3 separate regions of the Homo sapiens genome follow, and regions 1 and 2 are each linked to region 3. The links are chromatin loops, found by intact Hi-C in ENCODE. Cell type or tissue: heart right ventricle. All regions are shown on one strand. Each heading gives the region's core, and the rest is flanking DNA. Links, peaks and the distances in the headings are about the cores only. Region 1 overlaps LOC105370504 (a long non-coding RNA gene). Region 2 has its middle 180 kb from the start of CDKN3. Region 3 has its middle 67 kb from the start of CDKN3.

What was found. A loop is a pair of places that touch in the nucleus more often than their neighbours do. Peaks named below come from ENCODE experiments on the same cell type or tissue, not always from the same donor. Only the 100,000 strongest peaks of a DNase experiment are listed, where the experiment ranks them.
Region 1: it touches region 3 in a loop (2.9-fold over the local background); 22 of 110 quality-filtered maps call a loop at or near these places.
Region 2: a loop joins it to region 3, with 2.1 times the contacts of the local background. A loop is called at or near these places in 5 of 110 quality-filtered maps.

The regions. Positions count from the first base shown.
Region 1 is chr14:53,430,501-53,434,639 of GRCh38, reverse strand. The region is part of intron 2 of LOC105370504 (a long non-coding RNA gene); the gene reads right to left. Among named protein-coding and RNA genes, the nearest start is that of DDHD1-DT, 280 kb to the right of the region's middle. In heart right ventricle, for the core only: a CTCF peak has its summit at 2,185 (motif pointing left); a DNase peak (open chromatin) is centred at 2,112.
Region 2 is chr14:54,218,140-54,222,278 of GRCh38, reverse strand. No RefSeq gene overlaps it. Among named protein-coding and RNA genes, the nearest start is that of CDKN3, 180 kb to the left of the region's middle. RefSeq lists an enhancer at 502-1,414. In heart right ventricle, for the core only: no CTCF peak of the experiment used is centred there; DNase peaks (open chromatin) are centred at 1,739 and 1,973; H3K4me3 peaks cover 1,247 bases; H3K27ac peaks cover 717 bases; H3K27me3 peaks cover 1,698 bases.
Region 3 is chr14:54,327,617-54,331,755 of GRCh38, reverse strand. No RefSeq gene overlaps it. Among named protein-coding and RNA genes, the nearest start is that of CDKN3, 67 kb to the left of the region's middle. In heart right ventricle, for the core only: CTCF peaks have their summits at 2,225 and 2,425; a DNase peak (open chromatin) is centred at 2,485; H3K27ac peaks cover 804 bases.

The DNA of each region.
Region 1 (4,139 bases), core at 745-3,244, 900 kb after region 3:
TCAGCCTCCCGAGTAGCCAGGATTACAGGTGCCCGCCATCACACCTGTCTAATTTTTAATATTTTTAGTAGAAACGGGGTTTCACTATGTTGACCAGACTGGTCTCCAACTCCTAACCTCGTGATCTGCCCACCTCGGCCTCCCAAAGTGCTGGGATTACAGGCGTGAGCCACCACACCTGGCCTCACCTATAACTTTCTATCAGCGACAGGTAGCTTGAATTAAATTCAGCTGTACGTGATAAAAAACACAATAGTGGCTTAAACACACAAAGTGTTCTATTATTTCCAAGTTCCAGAAATGAGCAGTCCAAAGCTGGTACAGTAACTTGATTTGTTCATCATGTAACCAGGATCATGCCCACTTGCTGTTGTGTCCCCTATAAGGAATGAATTTCAGTAGCCTGATTCAAAATGCTGTCTAGAGCTCTAGTCTTTATATCTGCCTTCCAGCCAACTGGAAAGAGAAAGGGGAAGAACTGTAAGCCCTTTCCTGTAAGGATACTCCTTAAGTTGCAAATGACATTCCTGTTTGCATTCTATTGTCCAAAAGGTAAACACAAGGTTACTCTTAGCTGCAAGGGAAGCTGGGGAATGTGGTTTTTATTATGACCGTTATAAAATTAAGGGTTGTATTACTGTGGAAAGAAAGGAGAATGGCTATGGGAAAGTAACCAGGGGCTTCTGCCACACTAATAGTGTTGAGACACTGTAAAATAAGAGAGACAAAGCAATTAAAGAGAATTTTTCCAATTGCAAACAACACTTTCAAAAAGCTTAGCAAGAATTTTAAATTACTGAGTAAATGAAAATCTCTGAGTTTTGGGGAATTTTCAATGATCTGTATTTCCTTGGTGGCCACCTTAGTGCTTAGGGCCACCTTAAGGAAAGTCACTCCATTCCTAAGCCCTCCTTCAGAATACCCAAAACTCTTCATTTAAGTTTCTCATATGGCTTGACACACAATCTGCTACAGGTTTATCTCAGTTAAAAAGTCTTCACAAAATGTGAACACTCCTGGGGATGGTAAAAATATCTGTTCGTTCTCTATTTATTATTAGTTAGTCAAATCCAGTTTTTGATCTCCAAAAATAGAAGGATTGACTGAGTTGGAGTCTGTGGGGAATGAGGTGAACAAGAAAGAAGTAACTTTAAAGTTTTGGATTGGGAAGACACGAGAGGAAACGCATTTCTGGGGTGTTTCTTAGAGTGGTCAGTGGTAGCTGAAGAGCAGATTAAGATCATTAGAAATATTAGGAGAAGAGAAAGGAAGGTTGAGAAGAATGGAGGTGGGGAAGAGAGACTGAAGGGCACAAAGATGGAATTGAGAGCTGAGAACGCATCAAGGATGAATTTCACCATCTTGAAATTTTGCCTAGAGTTGACCATGAATGCTACAATATTTATGTGATCTCTTAGCAAAATATGCAAGAATAGAGCTTTTTTCAATTAAGAAATTAAAAAGCATATAAGAAGTTAAAATGCAGTGCTCCTCTAAACTGATAGTGTTTTGTGTACAATCAACAAAAGCAAAAGAAATTGCATTATCTGAACTAAAAAACCTGTCTCTTACTGTTCTGGAAATGTATTAATTCATTCATTTTAATTTTAATTTAGCTGTCTTTTTAAAAAAAAAATTCTACCTAACAATAATGACAGCATTAAACAAGTATGTTTTGGGGAAGGCACCATACCAAGTGCTTTACATTTATCATTTCATTTAATCTGCACAGCATCTCTTTGAGGTAGATATTGTTATATCCCTTTTACAGAGAAAGGAACTGAGGCTTAGAAAGATTGGGTGACTTGCCTGAGTTGGTGGTGGCAGAGCCAGGTTCCAGACCTATAAAGCCAAGCTCCAGATTCCTTGCTCTTAATCCCTATACTGACACTGCCTCCCTACTTGGTGTTTGGTAGAAATAGAAATGATTCACATTAAGATCAACAGTGACACCTGAACAGGCTATACACTTTGGACGCCTTTCTCCATAAGGCACTCTCCATGTGACTGACATCACTTCTGACTGCTTCAAATGTCCCTTATGTGGATGACCTGCAACTTACTCCTAAAACCTTCTTCACTGTCTCTCCCTGGCTCCCTGCCTCACGCACCACCCCCCACCACCCTCACCACCAACCTCCAGACAGCAGCCAAGGTGTTCTCTGTCAATGGTGTCACCTAGTGGTCAGAAGGTAGAACTCCTTTATTTGACTTCCCTTTTCTACACCCTATTCTTTTATTCCTCTTCAAGGACTTTTTGGCAGAATATATCTACCTCTATTAAGTCATCACTCAGGGTTCATTCAATTCTCCCTTAACCTTTTTCACTTACATACACTCATCTCCTTTAACTCCCTTTCTCCTCAATCCTCTCTCTTTGAAGGAGGATCTCTCTCCCTTCATCATTTATTTCACTAGCCAAAATGTTCACCCAATCATCAGAGAATAGTGAGCTCTGAAATCAGACAGAACTGAATTTTAATTCCAGAGCCAATGCATTAATTGTGAGATGTTGAGCAAATTGTATGGCCTTTCTAAATGTCAGTTTTCAAATCCATAAAATGGAGATAAATTTGCTACTTCACAGAGTTCTTAGAGGAATGAGATGACTTAAGAAAAGCCTTATCTAATTGCACATAATCAGTATTTAATGACTATCACTCATCTCCACACCATCATGAGTAATGCATAAAATAATCATGCTGCTGTATCAAGAAAAAGGAAAGCCATATTCTTGGGGATTAAATTTGTTCTACTTAAGAACCAGTGTCTATAATACTTAAAATCTTTTCAGTAATTTCTCATCAAAACTTCCACAGGGGTCCATGTACTTGCTGGTTTTATCCTTGTTATAAATAGTATTTCTTCTTCATGATAGATAAATCAAATATTTATAAGATAGTCTGGGTATGTAATGTTAAATCAAGCTTAGCCTAAAGCTAAACCTCCTTACATATTTTAAGTTCGGCCTAAAGGTTTTGCCGTACATTGTGAACTATAGTAAGTGGAAGTGTAAACCAACTGTAGCCTACATTTGTGCCAATCACCAAGTTTTGGCCAATCAACTGTAGACAACTGTTTCAACGGTGTTCAAATAAGGCAAATGCCAAGCTGTAACCAATTTGGCTATTTCTGTACCTCACTTCCATTTTCTGTACGTCACTTTCCCTTTTCTGTATGTCACTTTCCCTTTTCTGTCCATAAATCTTCTTCCCCTACATAGCTGCGCTGGAGTCTCAGAGCCTGCTCTGGCTCGGGAGGCTGCCTGATTTGCGAATTGCTCATTCCTCAATTAAACTCCTTTAAATTTAATTATGCTGAAGTTTTTCTTTTATGAATGACCATCATTTACAAACATTACTTCTATGCAAAAGTGCATTCTAAATTCCAAAGAGCCATCAATTAGGAATTTATTCTAGTTTTGGTTTTAAAATTATGAAAAGCTTTAAACTAAGCAAACCCAAAAGTAAAGAGTACGTTTTGCTTTTTTTCTAAGGGAGGTCAGGACTTCTAAATGGGTCAGCTCACAAAATAAAGTGGAATGTGTGCTGATACATTGGAGAAAAATGTGAAAATTCAACCTGCCCTAAGAAGCACCGATTATCCTCTTCAAGCATAGTTTGTTATCTTAGCTACACATGTGACACAAAACAAATCCAGCCAAAGAAGCTTATGAACTAGCATTTGACAATATATGCAGATTACTGGTTTATGTTATTTATCAAAATACAATATATCAAAGATAATGCAATAAAGTATCATACTGGAACAAATGGACACCCATATACAAAAGACTGAATCTTGATTCATACTTCATACCATATGTATATAAATATTCACCTAATATCAACCATAGACTTCAATGTAAAAACCAATCTATAAACTTCTAAAAGAAAATACAGGAAAAAATCGTGACCTTGGGTTAGGCAATGATTTCTAAGACACGACACAAAAAGCGTGATACACAAAAGAAAAAGCTGAAACTGAATTTTATCAAAATTTAAAACTTTTGTTCATCAGACACTGTAAAGAAAATGAAAGAACCATCCACAGACTGGAAAAAAATATTTCCAAAACACATATCTGAAAGAGAGCTTAAATCAAAAATATAGGAATTCTCAAAATTTAATAAAAGAATA
Region 2 (4,139 bases), core at 532-3,031, 110 kb after region 3:
ATGCTTTTTTCAAAATGTGATATTTCCATTTTTATTTCACAACAGAGAGGCAGGTCTGCGCAGTAAGAAAAATGAGCCTTTCGGGGCCGCCCACACAGCTCAGCCTCGGCAGGGGGAGTTGTTCCAAACAGCTTCAATAGGGATTACAACTCAGGATTTACATTTTAAAATAATTAACCTTCTGATCACCAGTGACAGTCTGAGAGCATTTTAATGACCATTGTTGTTTTAATTGGAGTGAAAGCAAAAGCTTTAGAAAACTCTTTTTTCTTATCAGAATCTAGGCAAAAATGTGATTTTTGTTATTCTGAAGGAATGGGAAAAAATTACAAATTTTCCCAACTTTAAATTACCTACAAAGATTTATCGTGATCAGAACTGTATCCGCAGTGCTAAACACATGCTTGCATACTGTGGGTGCTTGGTAAATATTTGTAAATACTGCACTTAACAACTCTATGCAATTGTTATTGGAAGCCATTAGAAGGGTTTTGAAAACGATGAAAACAAAGTGTGGGATGAAAAGTACGTCTCAGTTTATGTGCTTTACATATTCTTTCCAAAATCTATATTTGCTTTTAAAACAAAGACTTAGCCAAAATTAGCTCTTAATGTAAAAAAGACCCCGTCAGTAGTTGCAGCAGGACATACAGGTTAATACTGAAAGAGTGTTATTAGTAATGACCAAAGACCTTTAGCCTCCTGTCCAAAATTCTGTTTTACTGTATAGAATGAGAATGTAAACTCTATCATGTTGGGCTATTTAGTAACTTATTAGTGCATTCATCTTTTCATCATTTGACAGGTGGAAGTAGTAGTTCAGTTTTTAGTTTTAATTATAAGGGATTCCAGATGTAGAATGCTACACAAATTAAAACCAGAGCTGCTCATATGTCCTTTCAAAGTAGGCTGACTTCAAGGTATCTGCTTTTCATTTCAAAATGTTATTAAAGCTATTACTAAGAAATTCATAGTCTTAGCCTGTTCCAATAATTGACACCTTTAAAGTGACTAAACAGATTTAGAGTGTGCAGAAAAGTAAATTTGTCTTAGAGAATGACCCTAATCATCTATTTCCATATAATGGACAAATCAGTGTCCTTGGAACAAGCCTGGGAGTTGATGAATTAAGCTAAAGGGTTCCCCTGTTCCCTCACTCTTTCTCAGTTTTACTTTTGCCTTCCCAAATAAATCTTCCTTACAGATACATGCAATTTAGGAGTGAAGATTGAATGATCTGTGCTTACCTGAATTTATGGTTCTGCAACTTTATTTTTGCCCATTGGAACAAGCAGAAACATTTTCATGGAAACGAAACAACTGAAGCCAGAAACCTTTTGCTTTTTATTTACTTTGATAAGCAGTCGTGGGGAAAGTTCTGTCCACAAAAACTTTCCAACACCCATTTCCTAGCTCCTTGTTCATTGAACACCTACAAAAGTAGTTTCATAAACAGCGGAGATTTTCAGTAATTAGAAGGATAGCTGGCTGGGCTGATAAATCAGAGAAATAACTTGTTTGGTGTAAACCGAGCCTGTTTCTGAGGCAGAAACGTTAGGCTTTTATCCTCTGGAGTGTGATTGAAAGGGTGAGAAGTTAATTTGGCAGCCTCGCTTCTATGGTTTCATAATGTTTCTCCCCACCCCCTCCCTCCAGCCCCAGCGAAGCCCCGGGATTGCAGCGCTTTGCGCCTGCCCTCATACAAGGCAGGACCGTGACCCGAAACGGAACCCCTCTCCCCAGGGCACATTCTGAGCAGCAACAGCTTGGCTCAAGTGTTTCTTATGAACAGCCGTCGTGAGCACTTGATCTAAATCATGCCATTTCCTTCACAGCGTGGCACAGTTAACAAGTCAGTGCACCAACACAATCTACAGATGGCAGTTCAAAAGGTGCGGGTCCCCCCAGCAAGATAAAGGGCAGGCAGTTCCAGGGGGATGCTCATTACGGGAATGCAGCCGGGGGCTCCGGAGGAGTGTGAGCGCCGAACTGGGCTGCGGATGGGGGGCGGGCTCCGGGAGGGCGTGCGTCAGTCCAACTCGGAAAAGGCATGCGTGTCTTCGCAAATCAAGTCAGTGTTGGGAGAGAGATGTTATTGAAGTAAAGTGCAAACAGCTTGCAGAGAAAGGATACATTTAGCCTGGGCTGCGTCCTTCCCGATTCGGGAGAGGAGTGAGGGTGGTGACAGGGTACAGCACTTACCTTGTTCCATTTATCTGCAACTCTGGCAAGTATAAGGCAATTTCCTGAGCAAAGCCTCCAACATCAAAAGCCGTGGGGGGAGCTCCCGGCGAAGGCAGGAGTCCCCCTGGCACTGGGAAAGCGCCCTGATCCGCAGAGGGCCCCGGCCGCCTTCTAGATAGAGGCCTGCGCTCCTCGGCAAATTACATTAGTGCTAATGTCCAGCGAAGAATCTATGAGACATATTGGGCCTTTAGACTTCAAAACAAGCTTAAATTGGAACCACATTGCGGGAATACTTCTTAGCTAACATTTATATTACTTCAGTTACCAAATCCAGACTAAGTCCCCGGACTCGGCAGGGGAGGACATAATATATTAGGAAGTGAGAGGAGGGTGTTCTCTTCTGGTCTCCTTTTATGAAAATGTACAAAAACTTTCCTCGAACTAGCGAGAAAGTGACTACAAGGCCTTAAAATGTGGCTGTCCGGCGGCAGCCGGGGGGCCGCTCCCTGCCCAGGCCGGCCCCATTTGCGAGTCGGCCGCGCCTTGGGGGACAGTTGCAAGAGCCTGGAGTCAGGCTGCGGAGAGCAAGGGTCAGGTGTCAGGCAGGCAGTTACACACCTAAAGCGAGATTCCGCGGGGTGCAGCGAGCTGTCAGAGGATGAGATCTCCGGAGACCCAATCAGCCTCGCCTACACCGATCTTTGTAAGCAAATCTCTTTGGGAACCCACAAGACGGTGCTTTACCACGAATTTCAGGGCTCAGGAGAAAGGAACGCTGCTGTGCTGCTCTTTCTGAGTTCTGCTGAAGCAGCTAGTGAAGATTTTTCCTTTCTGCACTGATTTTAATGTGAACATACTGAAATGGATAACATTCCTGCAGCTCAGAAATTTCAACAGCAGGACTGCCTAACGGGGGGCAGATGGTGCCAGCGATACTACTTTTAAAGGCTGTACAGGAAGAATGCAGAGTGACTTTGAGGGGATTCTGTTGCCCAGACTGGTCTGAGGTTTACACTGGCGTAAGTGCCCCTGCCAAGCGGTTCCCCCATGAGCTCCTCTTCTCTTCCATTTTTATCACTTCACCTATCCCCATGAAAAGAGGGGGTGTAGTGGGGAAGAAATTGGAAGTAAAGCTGAAGTATCAGCTAGACAGTGTAAAGTTCAGGTTAGGTGGAGGAGGGCTTTAGTTCTAGCTGCACTTTAGGGCGCAGATTTCACAATGAGTCTCACCTATTAAGAGCCCCCAGCACCATAATCCAGGGACTGCAGCCATTGCCCTTATCAGGTTCCTGAATATCCTTTCACACAAGGAGATTTCAAAGCCGCAGAATGGAGATCAGTGGGCTCATACACTGCTATGAGCTTCAGGAATTCTCTCTCCTAAGTTTATTTTGACTTGGTATCTCCAAGAATTGGGTATGACTTTGGAGAGAAAGGATCATAATTATATATCCTGCAATTGAGCAGTATTTTGTTGTTGTTGTTTTTTGTTTTTCTTTTGAGATTAGGTCTTTTTCTGTCATCACCCAGGCTGAAGTGCGGTGGTATGATCTCGGCTCACTGCAACCTCCACACCCCAGGTTCAAGGAGTCCTCCCGCCTCAGCCTCCCAAGTAGCTGGCACTACAGGCACGTGCCACCACGCCTGGGAAATTTTTCTATTTTTTGTAGCAACGGGGTCTGACCACATTTCCCAGGGTAGTGTCCAACTCCTGGGCTCAAGCATCTGCCTGCCTTGGCCTCCCAAATTGCTGGGATTACAGATGTGAGTCACTGTGCCTGGCCTCAGTGTTTGTTGTATCAGAGGCCCACATTTGCATCCTGTATCTTTTTGATAACAATGATTTGTTATCATTAGGGGAAATTTCATTGGCCATCTCTTACTTGATTTTATTTGAATTTCCACTAGGACATACATAGAAATTATCAGTTGCTTATTGCTTGGTGTTGAAG
Region 3 (4,139 bases), core at 966-3,465:
CTTTTTCCAGTTCAAGAGCATATCTTGTTTTAAACAACTTTTTGAAAGGCAGCCAAAGAAAAGGTTGGCTCTGATATGCCCTTACCCGTCCTGTTTATGGGATACAGTGTTCCATTTCTTGGAAGAAGATGATAAAGTGAAGTTGGATTTCGGAGGTGCACGGGAATATGTGTTCGTGTGTTTAAATTCTATGTGTAAGAGGAAAGCCCAAAGGAAAAGAATAAAATAGAAAAACATTACAATAGGAAGATGGATTACTATGTTATACTTAGTTACAGGTACCAAAGTAGGAGTGAAGTTCTAATCTTTTTTAGTGAAAAGAGTACATTAGGAACACCTAATGGTGATGAATTGGCATTACTTTGGATGGATTGAAGTTGGGGCAAGAACATGAGAAATGGCATGGATTTGGAGGAATTTTATTTTCTTTCCTGTTCACTCTTATCAAACATAAAGGCAAACAAAATTTTCTTGAAGGCCAGAATTGTTTTTGTGATTCAGCTGATCTCACATGTTAACTTTGGGACACTCACCTAGAAAAACGGGAAGCTTAACTCCCTGACAAAACTAGGAATTCCCTGAAATAACTAGAAACTTCCCAGAAAGTGGTACACTCAGCCTTGTGTGGAAAACAAACAAACAAACAAAAAATTCCACAGGCTGCGGAAACCTATTTGTTAAACAGCGAAGGGAAGTGCCGTTGGCCAGACAGTCTAAACACAGGAATGTCAGGCAGGAGATCAGATCTACAATCGGAAGGGGAGAAGAGGCTGATAAGGCCTCCAAGAAAGCAGGTCAGTCACCAAAAGTGGTTTCAGAGGTAAAGTGAGGAGGGCCAGGATGTTTGTGATACAATCACATTGTGCTGCTAAATTCTGGCACACACTGCAGGAGCTGATGAGCTGATGCTAAGAGGCACTATTTAAATAATGCAGTTTGTGCAAATGTGGAACCCCCCCAAATTGTGCTTACATATGACATGAAATACGTTACATTTAATGTGAAACAATCTTACTGGGAAGTAGTCTTCCTCCTTCTCAACAGGGCATCTTCTGTAGTCAGTGCCATTGAGCAACATGTTAGTTGTATAACTAGGGTTAGAGATGATGTGTGTGTGTGTGTTTTTTGTTTTTTGTTTTTTTTTTTTTTGAGACAGGGTCTCACTCTGTGACCCAGGCTGGAGTGCAATGGTGTGATCATGGCTCACTGCAGCCTTGACCTCCTGGGCTCAAGTAATCCTCCCACCTCAGCCTCCCAAGTAGCTGGGAGCACAGGCACCACCACATCTGACTAATTTTTAAAATTTTCTGTAGAGACAGGGTTTTACCATGTTCTCGAACTCCTGGGCTCAAAAGATCCACCCACCTTGGCCTTCCAAAGTGCTGGGATTACAGGCGTGAGCCACTGCACTAGGCCGACAATCTGTGTTTTGAACTCTGGATCTGCGAGGCTCATTTCCATATATTAACAGGGAGATCATTTTTGTGCAATGAGGATTTTATATGGCGTTACTTACTTTTCCTCCAAATGTAGACTTACTTCAATTAGGCTCAAGACAAGACACTTTCATGCTTCTCTTTCTATTTTTGGTTTCTTGGAAGTATAACCTTTCTGGAGAAGATGGCAACTTTGAACATTTTCTGTGCATTTGTGAGTTTCTAAGATTTCAATTTATGGTACCAATTCCTACCCTGAAACACTGGAACTTGTGGTCATAATGATAAGCAGTGAAAACAGAGTTTAAAAATGTACCCCAGGTAACCGTGAGAGTGAGCCTCGCTGGGGATGCTGTGCAGGTAACGGTGAGAGTGAGCCTCCTTGGGGATGCTGTGCAGGTAACCGTGTGAGTGAGCCTCCTTGGGGATGCTGTGCAGGTAACTGTGTGAGTGAGCCTCGTTGGGAATACTATGCAGCTGAACATTTTTGAACTCTTGCTTCATCACTTCTGATTCTGCCCTTGGAGGACAGAGATATGCAAAAGCACATGCTGGGGATTCAAAGGAAGCTAAACTGTATTCCAAGGTGTTCTGAAGCTTGTTTTCAGCCAGTGTAAGCGTGGTGTTCTTGACAGGGGGGTAGTGTTCAGGTGTCCGCATGTGGAAGGCGAACATTGCTGCTAAGTGAGAATTGTCAGTAAGTGGAAATCAGAAGCGGAATACCCTTAGCCTTCCTTCTTGTTCAACATTAATCTCAGGACTACATTTATAGGCTGATTCCAGATGTGCTTGATTCCAAGGCTGAGTTTTCAGAGGTGACACGTGGTGTTTACCTCCGCATAAAAAAGGTCAAATTGTGTTATAGATCGAAGGGCAAATGTCTGACTATCCCATGGGAGTGCCTGATAGATTGTTTGGTTGCAATTTGGCCCAGAAGCTGGAGGACAGAGTGCTTACCCACTGGAGTAGGGAAAAGATGTCATTCTCCATGGCTGCGGTAGAGGTCGCAGCTTGAAAGGAAAGAGCTACTTAGAGGACGTGAAATAGGAGCTTTTAATTTGGTGTCTGCCGGGGTCATTCCCCTTGGTGCACCACTCTAAGCTGCTGGCTGACTCTTGGTGTTGTTATTCTGCAGCTACGGTATTTGGTGAGCTCTGCTTTTAGGAACACTTAATTAGTTTGACCTGCCCCACTGCTTCTTACATGAGGGGAAGCATTCCAGGGATAGAGCTTGAGACCAGTGCCTCTCCAACTTGAGAAATGCATGGACGTCTTTTAAAGGGACAACATTGTCTTTGTGCATTCTGCTATTGACTAACATCCTTTTTATTATTATACTATATATGCACATTAAGTTTAGATATACATTTCTTATGCTTACAAAACCAGTACTATTCAAAATAATAATATTCATCAAATAGAGTGGATGATATCATTTTGCTAAATCCCAAATCACTGGCTAAGACTAGAAGCACAAATCTGAGGCTGAACCCTAAGTTTAATTTGTATTAAATTAAAGGATTTAACTTCAATGATGCTAGTTCAGAAAATTTCTGTACACGCAAGTAAGTTATGAGAAAAAGATGAATAACTTCAGGGCTTTGTTTACTAGTTTAGAAATTTCAGGCTTCATATGAAAGCCAAGTTTTGCTGGAAATCAGTTTTTCCAATGTCAATCTGAATGAGGCATCAGTTAATGATGGGAAGGTGTCTTCTGCACTAGAAGGTGTGATTAGCATTGAAGTGCATTGAAATCTGCATCAAATGAATATTTTATCCAATGCTTATTAGAATTGGGTCTAGAAATTTTTTTGTTGGTTATTTCCTATTGTACTTTGCCGATAGTGATGTACAAAGGTGGGGCCACCCAACACGTTAGCTCACACTATAAGCAGAATACAGACTGTTGTAGCAAAAAGTTCTTTTGAGCACTGCATGCCTATGTTACTATGAGCCTTGCGATGACTTTATTCCTCCACCAGTGTGTTTAAATGTGAAGTACCTTGAGATTGTCACATGTGGAGCACGTGCCAAGGGAAGGCAGAAGCAGATGCCAGGCATGGCGATTCCAGACCTGGGCTCAGTTGTAAGACACTAGCAAGATGATTCAGAATCTGCTTATGTTACACATCTGAGATGGTTGTCATGGGAAAAAAATAAAAGTTCTAATGGAGCACCGTAGCCAACAGGTGGAAACAACTCACATGTTCATCAATGGATGGATAAGCAAACTGTGGTGTATACATGTGCACACACACACACACGTGAATATAATTTAGTCTTAAAAAGGAAGGCAATCCTGACAAGTTACAACATAGATGATCTTTGAAAATTTCATGCTAAGCGAAATAAGCCAGTCACAAAAAGACAAATATTGTATGATTCTACTTATAGAAGGTACCTAGGGGTAGCCAAAATCACGGAAACAGAAAGTAGGATGATAGTTTCCCAGGGCTGAGGGATAGGGTATGGGAGTTGGTGTTTATGGATAGAGTTTCATCTGGGGTAGATGAGAAAGTTCTGGAGACAGGTGGTAATGATGGTTGCAAAACAATTTGAATGTACTTAAGTGTCACTAAATTTTATTTAGAATTGGTTAGACTAGTACATTTTATGTTGTATATTTTACCACAGTAAAAAACTGTAACAGAGCAATTTCGGATTCCCAGGAATACTTCAGTCTGATAAACTGCTTTGACCTGT